Linked DNA regions of Homo sapiens: region 1 is linked to region 2. Evidence: read pairs that join two places in POLR2A ChIA-PET (ENCODE). Cell type or tissue: PC-3. All regions are shown on one strand. Each heading gives the region's core, and the rest is flanking DNA. Links, peaks and the distances in the headings are about the cores only. Region 1 overlaps LOC107985959 (a long non-coding RNA gene). Region 2 overlaps XIRP2 (xin actin binding repeat containing 2).

The links. ChIA-PET counts read pairs that join two places held together with the same protein. Peaks named below come from ENCODE experiments on the same cell type or tissue, not always from the same donor. Only the 100,000 strongest peaks of a DNase experiment are listed, where the experiment ranks them.
Region 1: POLR2A ChIA-PET joins it to region 2 with 5 read pairs; 1 of 35 experiments calls an interaction of 5 or more read pairs at or near these places.

The regions. Positions count from the first base shown.
Region 1 is chr2:168,250,568-168,267,546 of GRCh38, reverse strand. LOC107985959 (a long non-coding RNA gene) reads right to left here. Exons shown (of 5, transcript XR_007087282.1): 2 at 2,248-2,451; 3 at 1,111-1,182; 4 at 155-269. Among named protein-coding and RNA genes, the nearest start is that of STK39, 11 kb to the right of the region's middle. In PC-3, for the core only: a CTCF peak has its summit at 12,806 (motif pointing left); a DNase peak (open chromatin) is centred at 12,766; H3K27ac peaks cover 209 bases.
Region 2 is chr2:166,963,113-166,980,091 of GRCh38, reverse strand. The region is part of intron 2 of XIRP2 (xin actin binding repeat containing 2); the gene reads right to left. Among named protein-coding and RNA genes, the nearest start is that of XIRP2, 83 kb to the right of the region's middle. In PC-3, for the core only: no CTCF peak of the experiment used is centred there; no DNase peak of the experiment used is centred there; H3K4me3 peaks cover 462 bases; H3K27ac peaks cover 1,199 bases.

The DNA.
Region 1 (16,979 bases), core at 11,100-15,099, 1.3 Mb before region 2:
CCAGGCGCGGTGGCTCACGTCTCTAATCCCAGCATTTTGAGAGGCCGAGATGGGCGGATCACAAGGTCAGGAGATGCAGACCATCCTGGCTAACACGGTGAAATCCTGTCTCTACTAAAAATACAAAAACTTAACTGGGCATGGTGGCACGCACCTGTAGTCCCAGCTGCTTGGGTGACTGAGGCAGGAGAATCGCCTGAACCCGGGAGGCAGAGGTTGCAGTGAGCCGAGATCATGCCACTGTACTCCAGCCTGGCGACAGAGTGAGACTGTCTCAAAAAAAAAAAAAAGAAACTCTTACTCTAAATTTGTCATTAGCCAGTACTCCCATGGTTAATGGCTTATTTGAAAGAACAAATCTCTAATTCTTTCAGTAGATTATCAACCCTTTGGACTACTGGCATACTGCTTTCCACCTCATAGTAAACATTCTTTCTGTCTTTTAAAAGATAGTCCAGGCACAGTGGCTCATGCCTATAATTCCAGCACTTTGGGAGGCCAAGGCAGGAGGATAAATTGAGCCCAGGGGTTTGAGACCAGCCTGGTTACCATGGTGAGACCCTGTCTCTACAAAAAATAAAATAAATGGGCAGGGCATGGTGGCTCACGCTTGTAATCCTAGCACTTTGGGAGGCTGAAGTGGGCAGATCATGAGGTCAGGAGATTGAGACCATCCTGGCCAACATGGTGAAACCCCATCTCTACTAAAAATACAAAAATTAGCTGCGTGTGGTGGTGCATGCCTGTAAACCCAGCTACTCGGTAGGCTGAGGCAGGCAAATTGCTTGAACCAGGGAGTCAGAGGTTGCAGTGAACTGAGATTGTGCCACTGCACTTCAGCCTGGTGACAGAGCAAGACTCCGTCTCAAAATAAATAAATAAATAAATAAATAAAATTAGCCAGGTGTGGTGTCATTCACCTGTAGACCCAGCTACTTGGGAGGCTGAGGTGGGAGGATCACTTGATCCCTGGATGTTGAGGCTGCAGTGAGCTGTGATTGCAATACTGCACTCCAGCTGGGGTGACAGAATGAGACCCTGCCTCAAAAACTAAAGAAAACAACAACAAAAAATGGTGCCCAAAATTTCTTTTTGTTCACATGATCTTACCTCCATAAGTCTTTCTTTTAGTGCAGCAAATATCTCACATGCAGAGTTAAATTCATACAACATCTATGGGAACTAGAAGATGGGCCAAAAATGTTCATGAGAGATGAATAAATAATGTTCTTTCTTTATGCATACAGCTAGATAAGGCAGGGACTGATCTACTTTAACAGCCCTGCCATAGGAACACAAAAGAGTAAGCCTGCTACAATTGTCAATATGCAAATAATGTGTGCATTCATGACTTAAAAATAACACGGAAAAATAGCTTTTTTTCAAAATTGACTTTCATGTTTTTATGTAATTTTTTAAAATCTAAGTTAATAAATATGAAAAAATTGTTGGGTTATCTGTTGAAAGATATTTCAAAGTTCTATAGTATTACCTGGCCTTTTCCATTTTCTTGAATTCTTATATATGCCACTATCCTTTGTATTTGAAGAAGGCTTGATTTAAAGATTATTCACTATTTGACCGAATTAACTGTTCCATTTAGCTAATGAACCATGAAATACTGTCACGTAGCTTGTACTTGATTTTGGCGGGGGGGGGCAAACTAATACACTATTTATATTGATTATTCAAATTAACAGTTACTTTAGCACTTTTAAAACACAGATTAACAGTGACTATGGTTCACAGAGTATTGTGAAGGGTGTATAAAGGTAGTTTTGGAGCTAACTTTTAAAATATTTTGATGGAGAAACAGAGGCACATATGGAACATTTATCTCTAAACTGACAATCACCAACAAATTGTTTTAAAAAAGAATACTTCATTCTTGGAGATTGTTTTCTGGCTATCGGTAGCCTTACTTCCTGGCTTTAGATGGCATTGAACTGCATAGCACATCAGTAGTCATTTTAATAATTTAATTAAATTAATACAATTTGGTTAAAATGTTTAATTTTAAATAACAAATGCATATGCCTTTGTGAAGAGATAGAGAAGTGCTGTGCAGAGTTAGAGCAGATTTGAATCCTGGCTCTGCTGCAGGTGAACCAACATTAAGTTTCTGTTTAAATCACTTAACCGATTGTGAAATTCAGTTTCTCCATCTGTTAAAAATATACATAATGTAATCTCCATCATCTGGTTGTAGGTGAGTGTCCAGTGAGACAACATATCTAAAATACTTACCACAATATCTCCATAAACTCTAACTATTTTTATTAAATTGTTGTGAGAGGAAATGCTTGGAATTGTAGAGCTTCCTGAAAATCATCCTAAAGCAATATATTAGGATCCAGCCTTATCTTTGTTATAAGGATTAAAATTTCATTCATTCATTCGGTGATTCATTCACATGTGGGGTTCCCAAAGACAAAATCACATTGATGGCTCCTTTAAAAGAAAATAAAACCTTTATATTAAAAAAAGCTTAATTTTTGTGGATAAAGCTGATTAAGGCAAGAACATTCTCCCAAAATGCATCATTTTAGAATCCTTCTTAGATTAACACTGTATAAAGTCTAAACTGTTTTCAGTGGCTCTTCCATCCCAGTCTGCTCTTTTCTGCTGACTTCAGTGGTCTCTTTACCCAGCCCAGGCCATGAGAGAATGGTTGAAATAGGACCTTTTGGACAAATAACTTGAATTTCTAGTTTTGGAGTCTTCAAGACAAAATGGTAATCTTATGCATATGGCAATTTTTTTCTTATCCCCAGGACACAAATTATCTGTTTACATGTCTGTTTGCCCCATTAGATGTCAAGCTCCTTTGAGGGTAGGGACATTGTCTCATTCATTTTTCCATCACTCCCCACTCCCATGCAGAAAGCTTACACATGGTAGTTGGTAGATGAAGAGTTTGTTTCTTTAAAATAATGCACTAAATATTATTTCATCCTAACCATTTTGATGAAAAAAATAGTTTACATTAGGACGGGCACGGTGGCTCTCATCTGTAACCCCAGCACTTTGGGAGGCTGAGGTGGGCGGATCACGAGGTCAGGAGTTCAAGATCAGCCTGGCCAACATAGTGAAACCCCATCTCTACTAAAAATACAAAAAATTAACTGGGCATGGTGGTGCCTCTAATCCCAGCTACTTGAAAGGCTGAGGCAGGAGAATTGCTTGAACCCAGGAGGCGGAGGTTGCAGTGAGCCGAGATCATGCCACTGCACTCCAGCCCGGGCAACAGAGCAAGACTCCATCTCAAAAGAACAAAAATTTAATAAAAATAAAAAATAGTTTACATTAGGGTTTCCTCTTGGTATTGTACATTCTATGAGTTTAAATAAACGTATAATGAGATGTAGCCACCATTATAACGTCATACACAGAATTTTCACTTTGGATGATAACAATGTGATGTAAGTTCATTGATTGTAACAAACATATCACTCAGGTGGGAGATGTTGATAATGGGAGAGGCTGTGCATGTGTCAGGGCAGGGGAGATATGGGTTACCTCTGTACCTTCCTCTCAATTTTGCTGTGAAACTGAAACTGCTCTAAAAAAATGAAAGTCTTTTAAACAAATAGTTATTTCACATTTTTATTTCAAAAAGGCTTTGTATTAGTCAGGGTTCTCTAGAGGAACAGAACTAATGGAATATATATGTGTATGTATATATATAAAGGGGAGTTTATTAAGTATTAACTCCCATGATCACAATGTCCCACAATAGGCCATCTGCAGGCTGAGGACCAAGGAGAGCCAGTCTGAGTTCCAAAACTGAAGACTTAGAGTCTGATGTTCAAGACTTAGAGTCTGATGTTCGAGGGCAGGAAGCATCCAGCATGGGAGAAAGATGTAGGCTGGGAGGCTAGGCCAGCCTCTCATTTCACATTTTTCTGTCTGCTTGTATTCCAGCTATGCTGGCAGCTGCTTAGATTGTGCCCACCAGATTAAGTGTGGTTCTGCCTTTCCCAGCCCACTAACTCAAATGTTAATCTCTTTTGGCAACACCCTCACAGACACACCCAGGATCAATACTTTGTATCCTTGAATCCAATAAAGTTGACACTCAATATTAACCATCACAAGTCCACCGCATGTCAACTTGAACCCATACAAATCTCCTGAGATCATACATAATCTTAAAATAAAGACAATAATAAGGTCATAATTACACCTAACATAATACAATTACGCTTCGTACAACTGGAAACGCACCAGTCCCTAACCTAAATACTATTACATGAAGTTAACAATACTTAAATGCTGATGTGAAGTCAATAAATCTTATGTCACATGATAAAGGAGAAAGGAAATAAAAAGCTATTTTCTTGGTACAAGTTTATACATGCACAAACATGTTTTTAATAAAAGAAGGAGGAAATACTCATGACAATTACAGTCCTTGGTTCTGCAGCTGGTCACGTGGTTGTAGCTGGTGCTGATGACTACCTTCTTCTACTACCCATTCTGTATTCCTTTTGCCCTCAGCAAGCACCTCAGCAGGTCATGATTTTTCTCCTAGTGGAGTGACCCAGACCTTCATTCCTGAAGGGTCTGGGACATTTGTAGTCCTGCCTGGATTGGGCTGTTATAGTTTCCCATTGACCTTAATTGCAGGGAATGGTAATATGCCCTAATGGATCTCCTATATTCCATGCATACTGTTCCTTACCTTCATTATGGAGTAGTGGACTGATTTCATCTTGATTGTCTGGGTCAATCACCCCAGCCAACACTGTAACTCCCTTCTTAGCCTGTTGACTTAAAGGTAGGAGGGGCCCAAAGTGTCCAGGTGGCAATCTTAACTTCCAGTTTAATGGAATCATTGTTGTGTCTCCTGGTGGCAGCATTCCTCCCTCTGGAACTAAGACCTCTAAGCCAGCAGAATGTAGTGTCATGGGAACAGGAAGCAAAAATTTTGCTAGTGGGTCACTAGGGGTGACGGTGAGTTGGTGCCACTTCCACTTCCACCCCTTGATTCCTGGACCCGTGAATCCTGGCTATGGCAGAAACAGTACCATATATTGGACGCTGATTCAGAGCATACACGACCTTCTGGAGAACTTTGCTCCAGCCCTGCAAAGTACTGTCACCTAGTTGGCACTGTAATTGTGACTTCAAAAGGCCATTCCACCATTCTATCAATCCAGTTGCTTCAGGATGATGGGGAACATGGTAAGACCAGTGAAGTCCATGAGCATTAGCTCACTGCCTCACTTCTTTAGCCATAAAGTGAGTGCCTTGGTCAGAGGCAATGCTGTGTGGAATACCATGATGGTGGATAAGGCATTCCGTGAGTCCAGGGATGGTGGTCTTGGCAGAAGCTTTGTGTGCAGGATAGGCAAACTCATATCCGGAGTAAGTGTCTATTCCAATGAGGACAAACCTCTGCCCTTTCCAACCAGGTAGCTGGCTGATCACCTCGAGGAATGGTGCCATGTGGAGGGCTTGATGTTGGTCTCTGCTGCTGGCAAACTGGGCACTCAGCAGTGGCCGTAGCCAGCTCAGCCTTGGTGAGTGGAAATCCATGTTGCTGAGCTCATGTGTAACCTCCATCCCTGCCACCACGGCCACTTTGTTCATGGGCCCACTGGGAGATGACAGGGGTGACTGGGGAAAGAGGCTGAGTGGTATCCACCAAACGGGTCATCCTATCCACTTGATTATTAAAATCCTCCTCTGCTGAGGTCACCCTTTGGTGAGCACTCACATGCGATACAATATCTTTACAGTTTTTGACCACTCAGAGAGGTCCATCCACATAACTTTTCCCCAAATTTCTTTGTCACCAATTTTCCAATCATGCTTCTTCCAAGTCCCTGACCATCCAGCCAAACCATTGGCTACAGCCTATGAATCAGTATATAATTGCACATCTGGCCATTTCTCCTTCCATGCAAAGTGCACAATCAGGTGCACTGCTCAAAGTTCTGCCCACTGGGAAGAGTTCCCTTCACCGCTGTCCTTCAGGAATGTCCTAGAAAGGGGCTGTAGTGCTGCAGCTGTCCACTTTCAGGTGGTGCCTGCATATTGTGCAGAGCCATCTGTGAACCAGGCCCTAGTCTTCTCTTCCTCTGTCAATTGATCATAGGGAACTCCCTATGAGGCCATCTGCGCAGGCTGGGGGAGAGAAGGCAGGATGGCAGGAGTGGAAACCATGGGCATTTGAGCCACTTCCTCATGTAACTTACTTGTGCCTTCAGGACCTGCTCAAGCCTGATCACGTATATACCACTTCCATTTGATGATGGAATGCTGCTGTCCATGACCCACTTTATGGCTAGATGGGTCAAAAAGCACCCAGTTCATGATAGGCAGTTCAGGTCCAATGGTGACTTGATGATCCATAGTCAAACGTTCCGTGTCCACCAAAGCCCAGTAACAGGCAGAGCTGTCTCTCAAAAGGAGAGTAGTTATCTGCAGAAGATGGCAGGGCCTTGCTCTAAAATCCTAGAGGCCTTTGCTGTGATTCACCTATGGGGGCCTGCCAAGGGCTCCAAAGAGCTTTCCTATCTGCCACTGACACCTCAAGCACCATTGGATCTGGTGGGTCATATGGCCCAAGTGGCAGAGCAGCTTGCACAGCAGCCTGGACCTGTAGCAGAGCATTCTCCTGTTCTGGACCCCACTCAAAACTGGCAGCCTTTCAGGTCACTCAATAAATGGGCCAGAGTAACACACTCAAATGAGGAATGTGTTGCCTTCAAAATCCTAATAGGCCCACTAGGCATTGTGCCTCTTTCTTGGTTGTAGGAAGGGCCAGATGCAGCAACTTATCCTTCATCTTAGAAGGAATGTCTCAACTGGCCCCACACCACTGGACCCCTAGAAATTTTACTGAGGTAGAAGTTCCCTGAATTTTAGTTGGATTTATTTCCCATCCTTTTGCATGCAAATGTCTCACCAATAAGTCCAGTGGGTCTGCTACTTCTTGCTTACTGGATCCAATCAGCAAAATGTCATCAATGTAAAGGACCAGTGTGATATCTTGCAGAAGCAAAAAGTGGCCAAGGTCTCTCCAAATAAGATTATGACACAAAGCTGGAGAGTTGACATACCCCTGAGGTAGGAGAGTAAAGGTATACTGCTGGCCTTGCCAGCTGAAGGCAAATTGCTTCTGGTGGGCCTTACGGACAGGAATGGAGAAAAAGGCATTTTCCAAGTCAATGGCTGCATGCCAGGTACCAGGAGATGTGTTAATTTGCTCAAGCAATGAAACCGCACCTGGTACAGCAGCTGCAATTGGAGTAACAACTTGGTTAAACTTATGATAAGCCGCTGTCATTCTCCAAGATCCATCTGTCTTCTGCACAGGCCAAATGGGACAGTTGAATGGGGATGTAGTGGGAATCACCACCCCTGCATCTTTCAAGTCCTTGCTGGTGACACTAATCGCTGCAATCCCTCCAGGGATGCAACCCACCATAATGGCACTCACCCTACCAGTCAGGGAGCCAATGTGGGGGTTCTGCCAGCTGCTTAGTATGTCTCTGCCAATTATGCATTCTGGCACTGGGGAAATGACCACAGGATGAGTGCAGGGACCCAATGGACCCACTGTAAGTCGGACCTGAGCTAAAACTCCATTAATTACCTGACTTCCATAAGCCCCTACTTTAACTGGAGGACCACAGTAACGTTTTGGGTCCCCTGGAATCAATGTTAGTTCAGAGCCAGTGTCCAGTAGTCTCCAAAATGTCTGATAATTTCCCTTTCCGCAATGCACAGTTACCCTGGTAAAAGGCCAAAAGTCTACCTGGGGGAGGATGGGAGAAAGATTCACTGCATAAATTGTTGGTAATGCAGTGGGGTCCTTCCTCAAGGGGGCCCAGCCTCCCCTTCAGTCAAGGGGTTCTGGGTCTGTAAACTGGCTCAAGTCCTGAAATTGACTGAGGGGCCATCATTCTCTGTTTTTATAATTCAAATTAGTCTCTTGTCCATTCCACCTAGAAGTTTTCTGCTCATATAAATTAAGTAGGAATGCAGTAGGCTTCCTATCAGTTTCATTTCTAGGTATAATGTGATTAATTAGCCAACGCCAGAGCTCTACACAACTCAGACTATGCTGATGGCTGCTTTGCCTCTGCTGTCCATTTTGATAGCTATGCCCACCTTGCCTTTGATGGTTGAGTGTCTCCACTTGGCCCCTGACACCTTGGGATCCAATCATTCTCATTGTATTTAAATTTTGTAGTTGAGTGACTGTGGTTCCCACTGTTAGATCTGTCATACAGAGAAGAGCAATTACAGGGCTCTTCAAAGATGCAGGTGCTGCCCTCACAAATCTATTTCACAAGGTATTGGTCAAGGGTATATCTTCTGGACCTTCCCAGCTAGGATGAGTAGGTCTAAAGTGACTAATCCACTCCACCATCCCAATCTCCTTAAGCCTTTGGATCCCTTCCTCTACATTAAGCCAAGAGAGATGAGGCATTTCCAGCTCGTTCACAGTGGGCCATCTTTTAATCCATATTTTAGCTAGCCAAGCAAATAAACTGTTAGAACCTTTTTTAACTCCCCAAGCTGCAACATTAAATGCAGAGTCTCTACTTAGGTGGACCCAAATCAATAAATTCAGCCTGATTCAACTCTACGTTCCTTCCACCATTATACCACGCCCTTAATATCCAGTCCCATGACCATTCTCCAGATTTCTGTTTATATAAATTAGAAAATTCAAGCCTTTCTTTTCCAGTGTAGCACACCTCCTCATGGGTCACAATCTCAATCTCACCTCTAGGGGCCCACCAGGGCTTTAGTCTAGTTATAGGTCTATAAGCAAACAGGGGTGTTGGGAGTGGCTCCTGAGGAGAATCAACATTATCTTGCCTGGCAACTGCCTCAGGGAAGGCCATCACTGTTGCCTTAGGCAGGCAGGGTTTATCTCCTCAGACAAAGGTGGAAAGGCTGATGGCAGAATGGGTGGGGGAGGGGATGTTGCCACTACTGGGGATGGGGAAGCTCTTCCTTCTGGCAAAAAAAGATTAATCACGACAGGTGCGGTGGCTCATGCCTGTAATCGCGGCACTTTAGGAGGCTGAGGCAGGTGATCATTTGAGGTCAGGAGTTCAAGACCAGCCTGGCCAACATGATGAAACCCCTTCTCTACTAACAATACAAAAATTAGCCAGGCGTGGTGGTGGGTGCCTATGATCTCAGCTACCCAGGAGGCTGAGGCAGGAGAAGCACATGAACCTGGGAGGCAGAAGTTGCAGTGAGCCAAGATTGTGGCATTGCACTCCAGCCTGGGCGACAGAGTGAGACTCCATCTCCAAAAAAATAAACAAAAATTAAATAAATAAATAAATAAATAAATAAACAAAATAAACGGTTCATCAGAGTTTACTAACTCAAAATCAGTGTCCCCAGCTTCATCAGGGTCCTCCCACATGTTCCCTTCCAAGTTGCAGGGTCCCATTATTTTCTGATCAATGCCCTCACTTTAACAGTAGACACCAAGCGAGGCTGTGCATGTACCTTTCATTCCAAGTCAGCCACTCGCATGATAAGGGCTCTTGTGTTTGTTTTTCCACAATTTCAGCTCTTTCTCTACAGAAGATAAGACTCTCACTCAGGGCATTCTTAGCAGATTTGAGGCTCAGTATCTGCTTCTGAAGCTGGGAGATAGAATCCATGAGTTCATCATTTTCTTTCATCACATTGTCCATTGAACTTAGGAGCAACCAACCAGCTTCATTATGTTCCTTGGTTCACCACATATGGTCAAAGGTATTAAGTAAAGAGTCACTAAACTCCTTGCCTCTCACGAGCAATGAATCAGGAGTGTCAAATGCATTTATATTGCATAACTCTCTAAGCAGTTCACACCAAGGACTATCAGTGTTCTCCATACTATTAGAAGTAGAGTCTGTAGCATTTCTGGGTCTAATCATATTAAGCAGCCAACTCCAGAAACCCAAAATCCAATGAAAGAACTCCATCATTAATATTCTGTTCCTCTAGAACCATTCCTGGTATCAAAATCTGTATTAGGATTCTCTAGAGGGACAGAGCTAATGAAATATATATATATATGTGTGTGTGTGTGTGTGTGTGTGTGTGTGTGTGTGTGTGTGTGTATATATAAAGGGGAGTTTATTATTAATTCACATGATCACAAGGTTCCACAATAGGCCATCTGCAGGCTGAGGACCAAGGAGAGCCAGTCCAAGTCCCAAAACTGAAGAACTTGGAGTCCGATGTTCGAGGGCAGGAAGCATCCAGCATGGGAGAAAGATGTGGGCGGGAGGCTAGGCCAGTCTCTCATTTCACATTTTTCTGCCTGCTTATATTCTAGCCTCACTGGCAGCTGGTTAGATTGTACCTACCTAGATTAAGGGTGGGTCTGCTTTTCCCAGCCCATTGACTCAAATGTTAATCTCCTTTGGCAACACACTCACAGACATACTCAATATCAACACTTTGTATCCTTCAATCCAATCAAGTTGACACTCACTATTAACCATCACAGGTTTACTTCTTTTTGTCATTTTGCTTTAATTGTCATTTGTTATGTCTAATTCAGGAAAGCCACCATGACCATTGAGCCTTTTAAAATTGCCACCCTCTTGGGAGCTCTCTGACCCCTGTGCTTTGCTAGTTGGTGTGGCTTTCATGTGTCACAGTGATGTTCTCAGGGCTACCATAGTTATTTTCAACTCTGGCTAAACTTTTGGGTCACCTGGATGCCTGACTTCTACCTGCAGACTATAGTTTGGTAGAATGCAGGTGAGACCCAGGAATAAGAATTGTTGACAAGCTGCACAGGTGACTCTGATACTCAGCTAGGCTGAAGAACACCTGGATCACCTGCGCCTTACTCTGGGGACAAGCAAAAGGCTGTTCTTCCTGGTCTGATGTAAGTATGGGCTCTATGCCCATTAAAACATGCTGTGCAAAGTCTGCAAATAGTGCTCCACAAGCCTGATGTGGACTACAAACGTTTTGTTTGTCCTGCAAAGTATTATTGTTTTTAGATTGTGAAATATTTCAAACCTACAGAACAGTGGGAATAATGTCATAAAAACTCACACACCTACCATCCAGTCTAACAAATCTTATTATTTTGCTCTATTTCTTACACATTTTTATTAAAGTAATAAAACAACATAGATGCAATAGAAGCCCTTTGTGTACCTTTCCCCTTCCTTCCTTCTCTCCCTCCCTCTCCAGGGGTAACAACTGGATTTGGAATTTATCATTCCAATCACTTTTCACTAAATATTTATTCAAAGACTACATTTAGTGTTGTTCTCTTGTTTTTAAACATTAAGTGTATGGTATCAGATTCTGTACAGTATTTTATAAAGATGGGCCAATATTTTAAAGCTGAGAAATTTCACATGAAATCAGATTTGTTGGCTTCTCTTGAAACAACAGGAAGGTCTGGCAGTGCGGGACTAGCTTTCTGGCAGGACAATGTGCCTTACTGGGCCAAGACTCTTTGGTGTGACATGGTCCCACTAGTCACGCTGTGTAGACATATGTGCATGCACCTGGACTGTGTCTCCTTTGATGCGGATCTGGCCCCTGATACTGAACTTCCTTCCACTCCAATTCTTTTCTCTCCTCAAGGCCATTTCTGCTGTCCTTTCCTAAGTGCTAAATGCCAAAGTTGTCTGCCTCTCACTCTTATCTCTTGCTGCCTCTCCTTCTGCTCTCTCTTTTCTCTGGTTTTCATTTTTATTTTCTTGCCATGCCCTGCCATTTTTTTTCTTGACTTTAGTACCAGAAGGACCTGGGTTTGTTTGTTTGTTTTAAAGACTTTGTCAATCGATAGTAAAAGAAGTTATTTTGACCAGTAAACCTGACCCATCATAATACATCTCTGTTACCTCTGGTTTGGACGATTCTCCCTAGTTTTGTTTTTGTTTTTGTTTTCTTTTTTTTTGAGGTGGAGTCTCACTCTGTCAGCCATGCTGGAGTGCAGTGACACGATCTCAGCTCACTGCAACCTCCACCTCCTGGGTTCAAGAGATTTCTGGCTAATTTTTGTATTTTTAGCAGAGATGGAGTTTCGCCATGTTGGCCAGGCTGGTCTCGAACTCCTGACCGCAAGCGATCCGCCTGCTTCGGCCTCCCAAAGTGCTAAGATTACAGGCGTGAGCCACCTCACCTGGCCCACTCTCGCTAGTTTAAGTGTTATTCACATGTTTTGGAGCTCCAGAAGCCTCGACACTGGATAAAGTGGAGTTTCACTAAGTTATATAGAGTTCTTAAGGGCTGAGATCCTTTTGCCTATTTTACCCACAGCAGTTGGCAAAGTGCCACACACTTAATCCTTAAGAATGTATTTATAGAATGAATGAATATTAATTAGTTAAATTGTGTTTTACTACATACATCCTTTTTAATAAGCCAGGCCAGTCCCTGGCTCTCCTTTATTTTTCAGAATACATACAACCCAAGATGTCTCTCCAGATGAAGATCTGAGCCTGGCAGGGGAGGCCCGGGGCAGAGATAGAAGAGTGTTTAGGGCTTATGGTGGTTTTGGTGGGAAGTTTTTTGAATAGAAAAGAAGTAAAAGGCTTTCAGACATCCTTGGTATTTGTAAGAATCTGAAGGTGAGAGGGATAAACAAAATATTTTCAGAAACTGCTGTTTCATGTGTAATGAATGGATTCCTCTTGAAGTGGTTCTTCAACAGAGATTGCACTAAAAAATCAATTGCTTTAAATTACATTTTTATGTCATTCTGCCTGGGACGGGACTATCAGGCTTTAGACAGATGACAGCATGAAAGAAATATGTATGCCATGTAGATGACTATAATGCCCTCTGGTGTTTTAGCCAAGGGCAATCCTTGCTAAATATGGAAGTCTTCCCCTATGGGTAGAGATAGTAGGGCTTCTAGTGAGTACTCTATCAGTACCCAAATCAGGGTCAGAAACTTCTGACATTAATAAAAAGACATTAACTGTCACCAGAGCTATTTTGTATGTAATATAAAATGCAATAGAAAGTCAATTTCAATAGCTGGTTGGGAAATAAATGAAAACATGTCTGGAAGTTATAATTCTTATAAATTTAACCCATTAAATCCATGTGATGAATTTAAAATGCAATGTCTCTGCAATAATTCAATCTAAAATAAATCCTCTTTCTGTTTATTGTTGGGAAATAGGTAGTAATGACACCTGAACACTAAATTGTGCTAATCCTAATAAAATTGAGTTACACCAGCTCTGGACTTTGGGTAATAGCATTAGTTGTGTCAGTGGAAGGCACATGACACTTCTGTTATTATGTTCAGTGCGAGATGGCTTGGTCTTCAAAGTCGGAAAGGGTCATACATTTTCAAATGCATTTTTCAGATGGACATTTGCTGTCACTGCTGAGAATTCATTCAGATAGTTACTATGTTTGCAGTTTTCTTCTCATTTACAATAATATTAAAAGCAAGCTGTAAAGTCCACGGCTTTGGTAGACAGTCGGTTCTAAAGCAGTGGCTAATTTTCGTTTTTTTTTTCTTTTTTTTGAGATGGAGTCTCACTCTGTCACCCAGGCTGGAGCGCAGCGGCATGATTTCGGCTCACTGCAACCTCCGCCTCCTGGGTTCAAGCGATTCTCCTGCCTCCGCCTCCCAAGTAGCTGGACTATTATAGGCGTCCACCACCATGCCCGGCTAATTTTTTTATTTTTAGTAGAGACGGGGTTTCGCCATGTTGGCCAGGCTGGTCTGAAACTCCTGACCTCAGGTGATCCAAAGTGTTGGGATCATAGGCATGAGCCACTGCACCCAGCCAGCAGTGGCTAATTTTCATTAGTGCTCATTGCTAAAGCCAGTTCAAATAAAATGCAACTGGCTAAAGAGCAAATCCCATAATTCCACTGTCTAGTTTCCTAAGGCTTCTGAAAGTTGTCAGAATCAAAATGGAGTTGTGGCAAAAACCCTGACAAGTAGAACTGAGAAGGACAGGAAGGGAGGGCTCTCATGCACAAAAGGCTGCAAAAACCACAACCTTGCAAAAAGGCCATTGCAACTTTATACGCACACATATAGGCACACAATACTTCTGTGAGGACGTCTGCCCAACAACTGCCCAACAACTGTCCAACCTCAGACTGGTATTACCCCTGTTATTCATCTTTGTAGCCAAGGATAATTATCTGAAAACAATTATTGACTCCTCATTTTAAAACAAACAAACAAACAAACAAACAAAAAACTTTTATCTCCCTGAATACCCACAGTTTACTATGTACAAGAACCCTATTCCAAAATAAGCATCATTTTCTTTTAAAGTCTCCTTCTGTGTTTGTTATTTAGGTTGACAGGCTGCTGTAACCAATACACATACTGGGGGGCTTAAAACAACAGAAGTTTATGCTTTCACAATCTGGAGGCTAGCTGGCCAAAATTAACCCTTGGCAGGGTTGATTTCTTATGGGAGGCTCTGAGGGAAAATCTGTTCCTTGTTTCTTTCCTAGCTTCTGGTGATTGCCTGCTATTTTTGGCATTCTTGACTTGTAGACACATCACTCCAATCTCTGCCTCCATCAACACATGGCATTCTCCTTGTGTGTGTGTGTGTATGTGTTTCTATTTGTCTCTGTGTCCAAATTTCCTCTTTTATTATAAGGATACCAGTCATTGCATTAGGGCCCAGACTAATCCAGTCTTTGCCTCTGCAAATACTCTATTTCCAAATAAGTTCACATTCCCAACTACCTGAGCTTAGGACTTCAACTCTTTTAGGGGACATGATTCAACCTTAATACCTACCTTCCCCTGAGACTACTACCCCTGGGCCCTCCTAGTCAGAAATTCCGGAGCCATCCACTGTACCACTACAACGTGTGTGTGGGTCAGGCGTGTTGCCCATACTAGCTCATTTAATTCTTACATAGCTCTTACAGTCCTGGGCTAATTGTCCCAATTTTAAGAAAACAGAGGCTCAGAAAATTTAGACTACCAGCTAGAAAGTGTAGTACAGGGATTTCAATTCAGCCATGCCCTTTCCATCATGCCCTACCATTACCCTCATTCAAAAAAAGTTTGATCTTTGTCTTTGGAAACAATTATTATAACCCAAGTCCAGCTCTTTCACAACTTTTCACTCAGAGTTACCAAAATAGTGGGTATGAAAGAGTTGGCCATGACAAATGACGGTGATCGATTTTCTTCAGACCTTAGGATACCTGACTATTTTCCACCATGCAATGATGGTGCTTTTGTGTTAGATTACATTTTAGCCATGGGAAAATCATCATCTGTCAAGACAACCTCTCACTTCTCCCACGGATGCATTTCTAAAACATTTTATAAATTGCATTTGTGCACATCCACTTTTTTAATGCATTGGGGCAATTTGACTTTTAAAAGAATCTTATCTGTCTGTCGTCAAGTTCTATTTCTCTGCTCCATAAATAATTTTTAAAGCCACTTTCCTCATCATTATCCTCAATATAATAGCTAATATTTACATTTCTCTAACTTGACTATTGCAATGGCTTCCAAATAGGTCTCCTTGCCTCCAATTTCCTCCTATAAAATCCACCCTTGCCAGTGCTGACTCATTCTGATGCTTAAAAGTATGTTTTATGTATTTAAAAAGTGTTACATTAACATTTAACAAATATTTACTGAGTGTCCTCTGTGCCAGGTGTTTTTCTAGGTACTGGGATACAGCAGTAAACCAAAGGAACAAAAAATCCTGCCCTCAGGGAGCTTATATTCTGCAAAGTTCATTCTTGTAATTATATATCTTTGCACTACATATTTTGCTACAAATCTTGGCAGACAGGAATAATGATGATGATGGTGGTGGTGGTTTCCATTTTGTTAAACTTCTATTATGTGTCATCCATTATCCTAAGCCATTATAACAACCCATGTGGAAGCTATTATTGTACTGATTTTTGCACAGGAGAAAACTGAGACTCAGAGAGTGAAGTAAGTCCAAAGGCAGAGACTTAAAAAAAATGAGGCTAGGCATGGTGGCTCACACTATAATCTCATCACTTTGGAAGGCTGAGGTGGATCACCTGAGACCAGGAAGTTCAAGACCATCCTGGGCAACATAGCAAAACCCTGCTTCTCCAAAATTAAATACAAATTAGCTGGGCATGGTGGCACACACCTGTAATTCCAGATACTTGGGAGGCTGAGGAAGATGGATTGCTTGTGCCCAGGAGCTCGAGGCTGCGGTGAGCCATGATCATGCCACTGCACTCCAGCTTGGGTGACAGAGCAAGACCTTGTCTCTAGAAAAACTGTTGAGCTGGGCACAGTGGCTCACGCCTGTAATCCAAGCACTTTGGGAAGCCAAGGTGGGTGGATCACCTGAGAGGTCAGGAGTGTGAGACCAACCTGGCCAACATGGTGAAATCCTATCTTTACTAAAAACACAAAATTAGCTGGTGTGGTGGCACACACCTGTAATCTCAGCTATTCAGGAGGCTAAGGCAGGAGAATACCTTGAACCCTGGAGGCAGAGGTTGCAGTGAGCCGAGATCGTGCCATTGCACTCCAGCCTGGGTGACAAGAGTAAGACTCTGTCTCAAAAAAATACAACACGAAACCCCGTCTCTACTAAAAATACAAAAATAGGCCAGGCGCAATGGCTCACGCCTGTAATCCCAGTACTTTGGGAGGCCGAGGCGGGTGGATCACAAGGTCAGGAGATCGAGACCATCCTGGCTAACACGGTGAAACCCCCGTCTCTCCTAAAAACACAAAAAAATTAGCCAGGCGTGGTGGCGGGTGCCTGTAGTCCCAGCTACTCAGGAGGCTGAGGCAGGAGAATGGCGTGAACCCAGAAGGCAGAGCTTGCAGTGAGCTGAGATCACGCCACTGCACTCCAGCCTGGGTGACACAGCGAGACTCTGTCTCAAAAACAAAAACAAAAAAATAAATAAAAATACAAAAATTAGCTGGGCGTGGTGGTGGGCACCTGTAGTACCAGCTACTTGGGAGGCTGAGGCAAGAGAATCGCTTGAACCTGGGAGGTGGAGGTTGCAGTGAG
Region 2 (16,979 bases), core at 7,385-11,384:
TGAAAGACACAAATTGCCAAGCTTATTGAGAAGAAATAGTTAACTTGAACAATATTATATGTATTTAAAAAATTGAATTTGTAATTAAGCACATTACTACAAGGAAAATTCCAGTCTTTCTTGAAAAAAATTTAGGATTACATAATCTCAATTCAAACCAACTCTTCCAGAGATAGAAGAGAAAGAAAAAATTCCTAATTCACTTTTTAGGCCAACATTATCCTAATAACAAACCAAGAAAAGATGCAGGAAAACCATTTGCCAATATGCTTTGAAAACATAGTTGTGAAAATGCTTACAATATTGGCAATCGAAATTAATCAATGTATAAGAAGGCAAATGCGTCATAACCAGGTATAATTTATCTTTAAAATGCAAGGTTTGCTTAAGACTAAAAAAGCTGTCAATACAATTCATCAGATTAATAACATATAGAAGATAAATTACATTATCTCAATGAATGCAGAAAAACATTTGACCAAATTTTAATACTATTCATGGTAAAAACAACCGTTGCAGAAACAAAGAATAAAAAAGAACTTTTTTAGTCTGATAAATAGTATCTCTAAAAAAAAAACCCTACTCTTAGCATCTTACTTAATGGTGATATATTGAATGCTTTCTCCTAAGATTTGGGACCAGGCAAGAATGCTTACTTTTACCAGGCCAGTAACAATTATACTTGAGGCCTTAGCTACTGAAGCAAAAAAAAAAAAAAAAAAGAAAAGAAAAGAAAAGAAAAGAAAAGGAAACACAGCCAGTTTCTAGTCAAGTGTTGATTTACTTTACCATACTAGAGTTAACCTTAATTGGGAAGACAGACACACGGTATCCTAGAGCCAATTGAAAATGCTCTCTCTCTCATTCAGGTACTCATAGAAGCTCAAAGATAATACTGATATTTGAATGTATCTTTCCCAATTAAAATAGATTATTATGAACCATGTTCCATGAAAAAAGGCATAAAGATTAACTGTACAAAATAAAAACTGACAGTAGGTGACAAAATTTGTCATGTAGAAATTCCTATGATATCAACAAAACAAGTCCTAGAGTGATACACTAATTTAGCAAGGTCATGGGATAGAAGAATAATATGGAAAAGCTTTTATTCTTTTTTTTAAAGATGATATCTCATTTATTTAGTTGCCCAGGCTGGAATGCAGTGGCATGATCTCAGATCACTGCAGTCTCAGGGATTTGCCTACTTTAGCCACCTGAGTAGCTGGGACTACAGGTGTTTGCCAACACACTTGGCTAGTTTTTAATTTTTTGTAGAGACAGGATCTCACTGTGTTGCCCAGGCTGGTCTCAAACTTCTGGGCTCAAGTGATCCTTGCCTTGGCCTCTCAAAGTGCTGGGATTACAGGCGTGAGCCACCATGTCTGGCTAGAAAAATTATTTTTTATATACAAACAGGAAATAAGTGAAAAATAAACATGATGAAGCAATTTCTTTCACAAAAATATCCCAAAAGAATAAAGCATTTGTAAATATATTCAACAAATATGTGCAAGACTTCACACAAACTGCTACCCATTGCTGAAAGTTAAAAATAAATAAATAAATAGAACGATATACTATGTTCATGGTTTGGAAGTCTCAATATTATTAAGTTGTCAATTCTCTCCAAACTAATATATTAATTTTACACAACCCTAGCCTCAGTCTCCCCAAGCTCTTCTAAAATTATAAGCTACTTCTAAAATTATATGTGAATTCTATGGAATTGTAATATTCAAACCAATCTTGAAGAAAAAGAATAAAAATGTCTGAGGCTTTATAATGCCTGATTGATTACTTATTGTAGATCTATAATAAAAATAGACAGTGGTAGTGACATGAATATTAAAAAATAGATTAGTGAAACAGAATAGAGTGCAAATAAACAAATACACACTTTCAGGTCACTTAATTTAATTTCAACAAAAGCGCCAATGCAACATGATGAGACGAAGAATATTTTTGAACAATAATATTGGAAAAACAGAAAATCTGTATAGAAAGAAATGAATTTTGACTACTTTCATGAACACATAAACACAATCACACACATGCAAACATACACACATTAATTAGACTTGAATTATAAATTTAAATGGAAAATTTATACTTGTAAATTTGTATTAAAAAGAGGAAATATCTTTATGACTTAGACATAGAGAAAGCTTTCTTATACAGAATATGTAAGTTTAAAGCTAGTAATAGTTTGAGGCTAATTTTGCCCCATTCTTGAGGCAATGCATTTCTGAGTATATTACTTGATACCCTATGAATTATGAAAATTGCTATCTTCTGTACCAGGTCCTGGTAATTTTCTGCAGGCAGTAAGCTGGAAAAACAGCAAGGTTTACTTCACTTATTCCCCTCTCCATCTTTGTGATTACTTCCCTTTGTTGCCTGAACTCTAATGCCTCAGAATCATTTTTTTATACCTTTTCCCAGTTTTTGTTGTTTGCAGTAGAAGTTTAAATCTCTTCATTGTTACTCTTTTTAGTTTAGATTCAATGGAAAAAATTACTAAAATATAAAGTGAACTGAAGGGTGGATAGAGGGTTGGAGAGATATATGATAATACAAATACAGTAAAATGTTAACAGTACAATTGATATGATGGATATTTAATGGTTCACTATAAATATCTTCCAAATTTTTTATTGATGATTTTCATTTAAAAATGTTGGGGAAAATATAAGCAGTCTCCCTATGAGATAATGTCAAGTAGTCCAAAGGATTTGTAATTGGAATAAACTAGAAAATGCTGACTGCGAGAATGGGTTAGAAAAAATATTGAAGAACTAATAATTGAAAATTTTCTAAATTTGAAAACCATTGACAAGAAACTTTATTTCAAGCTCAGCAAAGTTCAAGCAAGACAAATGCTTGCACATGCACACACTGACAGCTAAGTACATCATGGCCAAACTTTTTAAAAAAAGGATTTTGCAAAAATCTTGAAAGTAGCAAGAGGAAAAAAAAATACCAACAGAGCAAACACACATTGCTTTCAGGAAAACAATCATATGAGCAATGGTTGATTACTGGGGCAAGAGGAAAATAAAAATACATCTTTAAAATGCTGAAAAATACAATCATTCAACAAGTTGTAGCTTTCTAGAATAAACCTGAAAAATGCATCCGAAGACAAAATATTTTGAGGTAAATGAACATTGAGATAATTCATTGCCATAGACTTTCACATCAAGAATTGCTAACAATGTTACATGAGGGAAATGATAGCATATGGAAACTTAAGTCTTGGAGGAAATGGAGAGCCCCAGAAATGGTATATAGTGGGTATGTATAGATTATCCTTTTTTTGTCCTTGAGTTCCTTACAACGGAAATGGCTAGTTTTTTTGTTTTTGTTTTTTTAAGAATAACACTGTAAGACAGGGGCTGTGACATATGCAGAAGCAAAAAGTAAGACAAAGATAGCACAATGGATGGGTGTTCACATATGAAGTTATACTGTTGTAAGGCTCTTACGTTTGTGAAGTGGGAAATTGGGAGTGTCAGGTATTAAGTAGGGAATGATATAATATTAATTCCAAGTAGACTGAAATAATTTGAAGTTGCATTTTGTGACTACTCCAGTAAACATTAGAAACATTAAAAAGAACAACAGCTAAAAAGCTATTAGAAGAAAAAGTGGAATAATAGAAAACATTTATTATACTCCCCCAAAGAAGTAAAAAAGTAGCAAAGCAAGAAACAAGACAGATAGAACACATTTCAGCTGATAACACAGAATGGGAGAGTGGAAGAAATGCCACAGCTAGAGAAGTTGGTCTTAGATAAAAGAATAGACTTGCCTTCACACATAACAATAAGGGGGAGAGAGGAAACCAGATAACAAGGAGATATGAACAATGATAGCATCAGGATATTGATTTGGCTTATGTAACAGAAAAGACCTCACCATTGCAGATCTGGGCCTAGTAGGACTGGGGGTACCTGGATATTTAGATAGAAAGCTTATCTTCCAGTTCTCATATTCCACATTACTGAGGAATAATATCAAAGATTATCTATCTGGGACAGTCAAGGCTTTGTCTACAACAATAGTGAAAGGATAGTTTTTAGTATACACTAAAATGCATGGATATGGGTATTAGTGTACAATTAACCTTTTTTTTTTTTTTTTTTTTTTTTTTTTTTTGAGACGGAGTCTCGCTCTGTCACCCAGGCTGGAGTACAGTAGCACGATCTCGGCTCACTGCAAGCTCCGCCTCCAGGGTTCACGCCATTCTCTTCTCCTGCCTCAGCCTCCCGAGTAGCTGGGACTACAGGTGCCCGCCACCACGCCCGGCTAATTTTTTTGCATTTTTAGTAGAGACGGGGTTTCACCGTGTTAGCCAGGATGGTCTCGATCTCCTGACCTCGTGATCTGCCCGCCTTGGCCTCCCAAAGTGCTGGGATTACAGGCGTGAGCCACCGCGCCCGGCCACAATGAACAGTTTTAAATATTTATACCTATGTAGCCACTAATTAGAATGTAGGACATTCATATAACTCCAGAAAATCCACTGTTGACCCCTTACAATTTATCTTTGTCCCCCAAATACACCAAAAGTTCTAATTTCTTTTCTTTTCTTTTCTTTTTTGAAGGAGTCTCGCTCTATCGCCAGGCTGGAGGTCACAGAACATAGTCTATTAGATTTCAATTTTGAGATTTATTTAGATTTATATTATGACCCACTATATGGTATATCTTAGAGAATATACTATATGCACTTGAAAAAATGATTATTCCGTACTTGTTTGAAGTATTGTTCCACAAATGTCAATTAGGTTATGTTGTTCAGCAGTGTTGTTTAATCTTTTTGATTCTTGACTGATTTTTTAATCTAATTTTTCTGCCAATTTTTGAAAGAAAGCTGTTAAAATCATCAACTGTTGTAGATCTATTTATCCATTTAATTCTGTCAGTCTCTACTTCATGTATTTTAAAGTTCTTTTATTAGGTAATATGTATTTATAATTTTTGTGTCTTATTTATGTATTGACATTTTGATCAATACAAAATTTTTGATCAGGATGAAATTATACTTTTGATGTCTGGAAACATTTCTTGTCTTGAAGTCTATTTTGTCTTGTATTAGTATAGTTATACTAGCTTTCTTGTGTTCTAATATTTGCATAGTGAATCCTTTCAATGCTTTTATTTTCAATATATGTTGTTTATTTTAAAATAGGATTCATTTAGACAACTCATAGTTGGGGCTTGCTTTTTACATTTATCTATACTGACTCTCAGCCTTTAAATATTTAGTCCATTTACATATGACATTCTCATTGATATGCTTGGATTTAAGTATATTTTACTTGCAATATTTTTATATTTGTTCTATCTGTTCTTCTCTTCTCTTGTTACTCCTATACTGATTCATTTTTATATAATTAACTTTAGGTAGTATGTTTTAACTCCTTTTAACTCTACCTCCTTATCACTTTTCATCTAGAAGCATTGCTACTGTTTGCAATATTTATCATTACCATAGTCTACTTAGAGTTATTATATATCTTCAGGGAAATTTTAAGAAGCTTGGGCAGTATAATTCCATATATCAGATATATATATGTATATATGTGTATGTGTATAGATAGATGTATATATGTGTATATATATATAACTTTTAAACCCCACAATACACAATTTTAGTTTTTGCTTAGTTTATCTTTTAAAGATATACGAGGAAAAAATAGTAGTGTTCTATATTTATCCACATATTATCATTTCTAGTGCTCTTTATTCCTTTTTCTAGAGCATTGTTTCTACTCGGTGTCATTTTTCTTCATACTGAAGGATTTCCTTCATTATTTTTTGCAGTGTGGATCTGCCACAAACCCTTCCTCTGAAACTCCAAGCCAATGATATTGAAGCTCTTTGCCTCTTTCCAAACAACTCGTGCTGCAGACTGGGGAGTGACCCCAGAACAAAAGCCACAGAAACACAGATCGCAATCAGCACATGTTATTTTTTAAGTTGAAACCTATCACCCAGTGTTTGCCTACAGTTGTTTGTTCCAATGGTTCTTTATGTAGTTGTCTTTTGTAACTTATCCCAAGTTCATAAATTTTATCTGACATTGATTTGTCTACTAAGAGGCACTCTGCCATTGCTGAGACTAGACCCCTTAATGAATTTTAAAATTCATTTTATAACATTGTGCGACTTCTCTATGATAAACAAACATTAGCAATAAATATATCCAAAACTTAATGGAAAATTAATGGAATCATCTATCTATATGTAGAAATACATTTTCAAGAATATTTATTAAGAAATGAATATATGTCTTTATGCTTTGGGCTAAGGTTCTTCTTTAACGACATAAATGACTTAATGCAGTACTTGCCAAATGTTAATGAAATGTTACTAGAATGCAAATTCTAATTCAGTAGGTTAAGGTGGGGGACTGAGATTCTGAAGTGCTTTGAAGTGTCCATGTGATGCTGACATTACTGGTTGTTGAAACACACTTTGGTAAGAACCTGCAGTACAGAGAGGCATTGCATGGATTTTGGATCTGATAGTCAGATTGACCTGAGTTTGATACCCTGGTCTGTGACTCTGTAGCTGTGCAGCTTTGGGCCAATATATTAACTATGTTTGTTTCAGTGCACTCATCTGTGAAAAGGGAATAGTTACACCTACATGGAAATAACTAGTGCTACACTTACATCTAAAATGTTTGTAGGGTACTTGGAACAAAAAGCGAAGTTAAAAGATAATGACAGAAGCTCTTACTAGTTGGACAAGAAATTCTATAATGTTTTCTAGGCAATGATGTAAATGACAAAATATGTTTTTGAAATCCTGATAACAAAACATCAAATTTTCACATAAGCAGTTATTTCTGACTTAATATTTCTTCCTTAAAATCCTATATTTTTCATTAAATCCATTATCATTCTCCCTATTTTGAAAAAAATTCACTTGCCAGACTATAGAAAAACTTATGAAAAGGAGTGAATGGCTGATGAAATGCAAGTGGTATGAAATGAAGCAACGATTCAAGCCAGATTTACTCAGCTATTTAATTAATTTGCTAGAAAATGTAAGTTAAAACAAAAAAATGTGTAAAATATTTTGGAGGCATGAAATGTGCTTTCACAGTTCATATCATGTCAGACAAGTGATGATAAATTTAGAAAGCATTACTAAGATATCTGGAACACAAAATAATTGATTACAAAAATTGCCATTCTTCTTTTGCCAGACTACTTTTTGGATTTAGCCTTCCCATTTATCACTAGCTATACCTGGAATCTGAATGACAATAGAATGGAATAAAGATTAAAACAGCCCCCTGGAGACAACTATTCCTATGCATTCTACTCCCAATAAGGGTGCCAGAATTGTATGTGAAAACCTCTTCTGACTGTATAAATTCCTTATGCAGTCTGTCATCAAATAACTGCTTTACTATTTAAATAAAGTTACCAGAGCCTCCATTTTACTACTATCTGTGTTTGTTCTTAATAAAACTTTATGGCTGGAGTTTGCAGAATATGAACTGTGCTTTAGTAGCTACTAATCAGTGCCTCCCCAGGGTCCATTTTTCCTCTTCCTTCCTTACAGAATATTTTTTCTCATCAGAGCTGGGAAGGTAATCCAGCAACAGAGAGGTATAGTTCCTGTTTAGCTCAAACTAATAAATAGCTAGTAGCTGCTTTCCTTTTGACATCATCGAGCTGCTAATTATTCATACACTTATGAAGATATTCCTATCTGATATGCCATTACATACCAAAGTAAGTGTTGTGTTTGTCAGTTCTGGCTACAAAAAAACCCTGGGTGGCTAAACAACAAACATTTCTCACAGTTCTCGATGGCAGAAATCCAAGATCAAGGTGCAGGAAGGTTCAGTGTCTGTGAGGGTCACTCTTCCTGGTTTGCAGAAGGCTGCCTCCTTGCTGTATGTATTCTCACATGCAGAGAGTGAGAGGGCTCTGTTCTCTTCTTTTTCCTATAAAGGCACTAGTCCCATTATGGGGCGGGAGGTGGGGGCTCATCTAAATCTAATCACCTCCGAATGGTTCTACCTCTAAATATCCTCATTTTGGGGATTAGGACCTCAACATAGGAGTTTGGTGTGAACACAAACATTCAGTCCATAGCAAATGTCCTTTATATTTACATTCATTCACGTATTTTTCTGTTGGTCGTATCTAAAAGTGACATGAAAATGTTAAGGTAATCATGGGCACTACTTTATACAAAATCAATGCCCTTCACCCAAGTTGGTAACTACTCTTGCAAACTGTGATTTTCATGTTGTTCAAATATCCCCACCTCAGATATGAATAATTAAAAATTATTTTCCTATGAAAAGCTAAGTTACCTACAAAATATTTTTCATTAAATATTCTGACATACTCCTGTCAGTCTTGTAGATCAATGTCTGATTTTGTAGAGTGACTTTGCAAAACCACTGTAAAATATCCACCTTGAAAAAAGTCATGATATCAGTAAAATGTCTGACATTCAAAAAAGAACTAATTATACCTAGCAAATAATTTTTTTTTCATTTATGAGCTCATAAATCACAAGCTTGTGGAAGAGAGTAGTTGAGTAGGGAGTCCAAAATATCAGAAGTAATTAATTCATGTTGTGCTCTAATGAATCAAAATATTTGAGCTTTAAAATTCTCCCCAAGTTAATATCACATAGGCCCAATAAGTTACTTAAATTTTCATACTTTTTTTTCCTTTCTTCAAAGTATCTCCTGAAAAATTGGAACTTTTTGATGAATTTTCATTTATTCAACAAACACTGAGTGAGCCACAATGAATAAGGCACTGTATTAGGTTGTGAAAGCAATTAGCAAAATCATCCATAGTTCCTGCCCTGATGTAGCATATGTTCTAGGGGAAGAAAGAGAATAATTAATTTTTTAATTAATTTAAACTTACTTAAAGTAAAAATTACAATTGTATTAAATGCTAAGAGATGAGTTTTACTCTTAAGAGAGCATCTAATGTGGAAAAAAATAATCTCAATAGACTTACTCCTCTTAATGTGTACCTAATATTTCCTTGTTCATTGATGCTATTGAATTTTTTAGATAGCCATCATGTACCAACATTTATATTAAACTATTGATCTTCCTTCTAAAAATCAAGATAATACCTAGCCATATATTGAGTTCTCATATGTATTGGCTTCTATTTCTACCTTTGTACATTTCATTCATTTATTTATGTTGTTTTCATTATTAAGACCTTTTAATATTTTAATATATGATAGTATATTTATTTGAAAATATCAACTTCAGAATTGGTTTTACAAGATATCAAAGGAAAATATTATTGATATTTTTATGTGAATCACTATAAATTTATGTTAACTTAGGAGAACTGAAATCTTCCCTAGGCTAAATATTTCTACCTAAGATCATGATTTACCTTTTCATTTGTCTGTGTTTTCTATGAATCCTCAAGGTACCTATCGATTCACTAAGAATACAACCATTGTGTTCTTCTTGAAGTTAAAAAAAATCTAGAAATGAGAATAGTTCATGATATTATTTGAAAAGAAGTGACAAGAGAATCAGATACACTGTCCATTCTGCTGCATTATTTCTGTGTCAATTACTGGTTATGACACAAAGACACTTAAAAGGGAATAGTGCAACAACAAAACTCATTCAACTGGGAAAAGCAAAATAAAAAAACAAAACTATAAGAAATCTTGCCAAAAACTCATGTAATTTAAGAAATACTTCACAATCAGGTAAATTATAATGATTTTCAATGCTTAGGCAAGAAGGAAGAATAAAAGAAATACTGTGTTAAAACCCATTCCTAAATGGCAAGTCAAATCATTTTAGATTATTCATGTCTCCCTCAACAAGAACTTTTCATATCCTAAAGATAGTTATCAAAAAGTAAGGGTAAAAATACTAAGCTGAAGGATATAGAGCAAGCAAAACATTTTAAGTAAAATGTAGATGCTCTTCAAAATAAATATTTCTAATAAATTATCTTTACAGGGCTCCAATAAGATTCTGGTTCATGTTGTCCATAAACATTTCACATTATGTGGGCAGATTGGTTCCCTTTCATTCACCCAGACCTGAAAGCGAAAAGCAAAAATGATCCGAATGCTAATGGTTCATGAAACTGAGCTACAGATTTTTTTTTTAATTTTAGTTTGCTCTGCTTTTAAGTTGCTGTCCTAAATGTGTACAAATGTTTCTTAGAAGAGGTTTTAAGGATACAGGGGGAGTTGCTGCTTATTCAAACAATTTTAATGAAGGACTAACCTTTTGCATTTAACATTTGTTCCCTTCATTTGCTTTCTGGCATCAGTTTATACTTTTTTTTTTTTCCTCCCAAAGGAAAGGGCATAATGAACATACACGAGATTATTTAAATGAATGGTTTTAATGAGTTCTTTGAATAGATCCTCTAAAAAGCAAGCATGAAATTGCTTTCCCAGTTGGGATGCTTTAAAATATTTTTAGAAAAGTCATATATGAAGCCTTAAAATTCTAACCACTTTTAAAGGAACAATGATTGAAAGGGAGTTTTTTTTTTATTGTAATATCGTTTATTCTCACTCATACTGCAGAAGATATTAAAAAACCCAGCAGGATTTTGGAATTATTTTAATAGATTATCATGTTTCATATTAATAAGTAGTTATTTATCAAATTTAAAGGCTGCAGCTCTTATATACTACTTTCATATATGGAAATCTGGAACTTCATTAACTGGTGAATATTGACTAGACGTGAATAAATTCACTTTGTATAGTAAACATTGTTGCTGTCTCCTGATCCTTTGAACATCTATTCAAAGTGTCATAGTCTTGAGGTTAGGTAGAATTGACCTCATCCTCTTACCACTGTGACTGTTTTGGAAGTTGGCATAGACTTCATTAGTTCTCTTCAGAATGCTGTTCAAGACTTATATTCAATATTTTTTTCACTCCCTGGATGTGAATGAAGAAACACGTAGATTTAGAAACTTCTGGAAAGCAATATTTTCCCATGAGGAGAAAGTGACTACACGGAGCAAGGTAGAGCTGTGGGATTTGCGGGGAAGAGGGTCCAGAGCCTTGATAAAACTCTTCTTGACACAAACATTGGCCTCAGGCTTTTCTGTTTTGTGAAGAAGTAAACTTATTTATTATTTAAGCTCCTTTGGAAATAAGAACATGGTATACAAGAGAGATACAAACCGCCTTTGGCAGATATTATTGTCCTATCATTTAGAACCATTTATCTCTTGTAAATGTTATTGTTATAGCATCATTGTGTTTTGTTTCTGTCAGTCAAGACTTATATTCGTACATGCTATTGTACTAGCTTCTGTTAAAAAATAGAAAAAAAAATCAAATTTTTTACCTTTAAAGGTTAATGATTTAGCATGATTTATACATACTCTTGAAAACAGAGAAGATCTAATATAAAAGAACATTGTGCCAAAATGGAGCAGGTTCTGGATATTTCCTCATATGTAAAAAGACTTTGCAACAAATAAGCAGTAAGTTTCCTTCCAGCTTTAATGGCCTAAGATTCTATGGCAAATGAAGCATCAGGGATTTGAAGGCACAAAGTGGTTGAGAAATCTGTCACATGGAGAGCATCAGGGAATGTCGAATTCTTTAGTTCTTCATAAATCCATTTACTGTTTCTGTATTTTAAATTTTTAAAGGACAGATTCTGTTTCTGTTCTCCGTATGGGTTTTCAGAAAATACTGATGATATTTAAATTTTTCATGATCAGACATTATTCAGTAAGTGCCTTTTTGTATAGATAAAAGAACACCAATTCTACGTAAGCAATTTTAGAAACTTGGAATGTAAAAGATTCAGAACTGGAAAGACCTCCTCATGATGTGGGCCCTTCTATCATGCCCTCCATGTCATCACTGAACCTCTTTGGAATTCCTTTGTTGTTGAAGAACTCATTAGCTTCTAAGAAGCTCATTCCATCTTCATACAATTCTAATGGCTGATACCTTCTTCTATATGTTTAGCTAGCATAAACTTCTTGAAATTCTAGAAATTCATCTAACACGTGCAACTGTAGCTAAATATATTCTTTTAAAGAAATCTGCAGTGCCCAATCATCAGATTACCCTTATTTCTGTCAGATTTTCTTAAAACATAAACTTGTTTATATAGAAGTTTTATGGCTTATGATTGAACAAGGATTTCACCAGTATAGCCCTCTTAAGAGATTGGCTAAATGTAGAGTGGAATTATAAGATGGAGGAAAATCAAAAAAATTAAAAGTAGCAAAGGTGGGGAACTAGAATAATCACTGTCATCTTTAGAATAATGTAAATAAAATTTCTTTCCACTCCATGTTATATAGTTAGATGGGCCATGATTGAAATAGTAAAACTACTGACATTCAATGTTTTACTGATTATAGTCAATCTCCTGGTAAGTTTATGTAATGTGGTTATAGGTAGAAAATCACATATTTATACAAGGTTATGTGGAGCATAAGACCTCTGTCCTCTTTGCATAGATTAGGTAGGTCTCGCTTTGCCATACATTTCTTTACATCAGCTTTCTGATCATGTAGTGCCCAACATCCTAGAGAAAATGGTAAAAGTATTGCTCCAGTACTTCTCCAGAGGACCCAAGACAACTTTGTGCTGACAAACAGAATCAATATCTATTTACATATGGTTTAGCAATGTCATTTGTGCCTTGCGAGCTTCCATGGAGTAAGTGGCTCAATAAGATTGCTTTAAAGTTATTTAATATAATTTTAGGAAATTTAGCTTCCCAAGGAGCTTGAGAAGGAGAAGACTTCAAATCTCTTGAAAGCAATGGGTTTTTCCTTCACCTAGGGATATTTTGACTTTTAACAGTGAGTCTATCTTCTTCTAAAACTTGCTATAGGGATTCAGCAAACGTTTTATTTTATTTATTTGTAGTGTTTTCTTTACTATGGTGGTAAAATGAGTTTGTTTTTTCTTCCCACTACTCTCATTATCAGGATTCTGACAACTATGAAGGGTAAGCCAATGGAGAATGACATTTTGTCATAGAACTCAAAGCAGGAAGGAAGAATACATATGCACAGTAATACACAGACTAGATGCAGTGCTTCTCAAATATGGGGTGCCTACAAATCTCCTGAGGATGTTGTTCCAAAAGCAAAATCAGGTTCAGTAGATCTTAAATGAGCCTGAAATTCCAACAGGGTTCTAAGTGATGTTGATGTTGCTTGTCCAAGCACTACATTTTGAATAGCAAGGTGCTAAGATATATGCCACTTAGACTCTATGCAAGCTGTAGTTTGACTTTTGTTTTGCAAATGATCTGATTATCTGTAATTTACCCTGCCATCAGAACACTAGGAGAGCTTTTGCTTTCTTCTATTATCCATGTCATGATTCAAAGGTCCACATTTGTCTCTTTATAGCAATAGAATTAGATGGAGCAAATAAAAAACAATGGCCCTCTTAAGAGATTGGCTAAAAGTAGAGTGGAACTAGAAGATGGAGGAGAATAAAAAATATAGAAGTAGCAAAAGTGAGGTGGGAGAAGGAAAGTAAAGTAAAAAGGATATTTATGTATCTTTGGCAGAGGTCCCTGAGGAGCATCACAACTTTTGCTGTCTATATAAACATATAAAACAAATATGTATACTAAAACATATAAAACAAATATATATAAACATAAACGATAAAAACATGAGACAAATATAGATATATGTAAAAAAATTTTAGCTCACATTTTCAAATTTAGGTATATCTGGTTGGCTATTTGTATTTATAAGTTATATGAACAGAAATTAATTATCATTAGTGATTTGGTTTTCAAATAAGTAATTTAAGAAATTTTTCAAGTTTTCTAGATCAAATTATTACGTGAAAAATATATTGAGAATGCAAATTAAGTTTTTAAAAAAGTGTTAATATTGACAACTATTTAGCCTGAATCAAGAATTCAGCCTAAATTTTTGTTTTTATTTTTCACTTAAAGTGTAGACATTTTTATGGAGGTTTATATAAAATTACAGCTGTAAGAAAATATGGGATTTTATTTAAAAGCCTCAAAGTGTCATTGACTCAAGTTATTAATAGATAAACACAATTTATTTATTTGTACTTTAAAAATAAACATGTGCAAATAAATTTTTATTTTATCTATTTTATGTAACAGTTTACAACTTTTAATTTGATAAAAAGAGACTTCTGAGTAAAAAAAAAAGAAATCAAACTTAGAGGCCAGGCATGGTGTCTCACATCTATAATCCCAGCACTTTGGGAGGCCAGCAAGGTGGGTGGATGGCTTGAGCCCAGGAGTTTCAGACCAACCTTAGCAAGATAGGGAGACTTTGTCTCTATAAATAATAAAAGATTAGCCTGGCATAGTGGTGCATGCTTGTGTTCCCAGCTACTTGGGAAGCTGAGGTGGAAGGATTGCTTGAGTCTACATGGTCAAGGCTGCAGTGAGCCATGATTAAGCCATTGCACTCCAGCCTCAGCAAGAGAGAGAGACCCTGTCTCAAAACAAATAAACAAACAAACAACAAACACAAAAAAACAAATTTAGAAAACTACCTCTGTATAAGAAGACAATTGAGTATCTGTTATTAAGTCTCTAAAAAGGTGACTCTGTCATATTCTCTGTCCTTCCAGGCTCATTCATGATCACCTATAAATATTTAGTACATGTGGGACTGAATTCCACAGTCATTGAGATATTTTTGTTCTTTAAGCATTTCCTTCTAAAATGTAAGTGCATACTGGAGGAAAACGTCACACTAGAAAGTAAGGACTGATTCAAAGGACTTGCTAAGAGTCAGGACAATAGAAATCCAGCCCTGAATAATGTTGGGAGCTGAGTTCTGGTAGAGAATAGTGACACTGGTAAGTCAGGTCAGAAGGTGTGTTAGTGATTCCTCAAATATTACTGACTCTTCATGTTCTAATCACATATTAGAACTGCCCCTTATTATTGGGCCACATGACTAATTTGTTCACTGAATTGCAAGTTAAGTGACATGCATCACTTTTGCATTGCAGCACTTAATTAATTGCTTATATAGTAGTCTCCCTCTTGCTTTCTCCCTGTGGTGGGCAACTGATGATGTTCAAAGTGCTTATGCCTCTGACATACCATGTCTCTTAAAGACGATGATCAGCAGAGCCTCTAAGCTGACCTGTGATGAATATATAGTATGAGGACAAACAGAAAAACAAACCTTTGGGTTACAAGCACAAACTGAGGCTATCCTAAATGATTTAGGTAGGCAAGCTGTAGATCAGAAAGGGCAACTAGAAGAAAAAAGAGGTATATTGAGTGGGACCGTGAAGGCTGCCTAAGATAAACTTAAATTACTTAAAAATATTGTTCAGTTTCCAACACTTCTGAAATGTATATGGAGGCTAAATTTATATACAAATACAACAAAATTCGAGGTAACCAAAGATTCACATTGCCCAGTTGGTTTATGAAGATGGACATATGTGTATTAGGCTGGTAGTCCCAGAGCTGCAGGTGGAAGGATGATAAAAGGAGGATCAAGAGCAACTTATTCTCAACTGACTTGTCAATGCATTTTGGTAGATAAGCAAGTTTCACTCCTTGTCCAAAATCATTTACAGCCTCCTATTTGCGGTAATGAAACTAAAAATATTTTAAGGTGATAGTATTAATATCAGATATTCATATTTAAGCTTACAGCACTGACATTTCTTAAAAAAATATAGAGCTAGATGACCCTAATCTTATGACAAACAGATTTTCAACCTCTTACCTTTTACTGATTGTAACATCCTCCTGCATTATGAGAAAACACAATTTGCCTATACATTAAAGCAATGACAATATGATTAATACAATTAAATATTTGAAAGTATTATCAATATAATTTTAAATGATGTCAATCTGAACCAGCTGCTGGAATGAAAATTCAAGTCCCAATTAATTTTATCCATATACTCATAATCAATGTATCTATAGAATCAAATTACAATGTCCAGTTCAATGACTATTCCTACCCTAACCTACTTATTGTCCTCAGAATCATTTTTTACTTTCCCTCTTTTAATTCCCACATTCACTTCATCCCCAAGTCCTTTAAGATCTACTCTAACAATATATCCTGTCTCCCACCACCTGTTTCTGCTCTTCCTCCTTTAACTTTAGAACACACCATGTCTTCACCTGGACAGTTGTAATTATCTCCGAACACTGTCTGATGCTTCTATTTTCCCAAGGTAGCCAGAATCATCACAAACTTCCTCTACTTAAAAGCCCTCAATGGCTTTCCATCGATTTAAAAATAATATAACAAATTCTTACAGTAAATTTCAAGATGTTACATGTTGTCACTCCTGCTTACCTCTCTGACTTCATTCCCATGCTATGAGTGCTCTTCTTTGCTCTGCTTCAGCTATGCTGGTCTTCTTTCTGAGAGGTTCCTGAATCCATCTCACATCTGCCTTTGTGTCTTTGCCATAACTTATCCCTCTAATCCCTGTATGTGGATTTCTCTTACCTAAAATCTGTACATTGGTGACATTGCAACCTCTGCTCAAATATCTTTTCTTAGATATAACATGACTGACCATTCCTTACGAAAGAGTCTCTCCTCCTCCACATTTTTATTCTTCATTTACACTTTCATTTATTGCCTTCATTAACACTTGTTGCTATCTGAAATTACCCTAGTTATTTACTTGTTTTAGTCCACCTTTCTCTGAACGTGTAACTCTGAGAATGGTCGACTTGTCATCTCTGAATCTCCAACAGCTAGAATGAATGAATGAATGAACGAATGAATGAATGAATAAATGAGAGGATGAATAAAAGGACTGCTAAATAAATATATAAATAGTCATATATGTATCCACTGCTATTTTGGAGCTATATTGTTTATAAATTACTCAACAAATTTTATTGATGATTTTTGTTTTTTTATTTTTATTTTTTAGAATTTATAAATTGTTTTAATAATTTTTAATTGACAAAGTTGTACATATTCATGAGA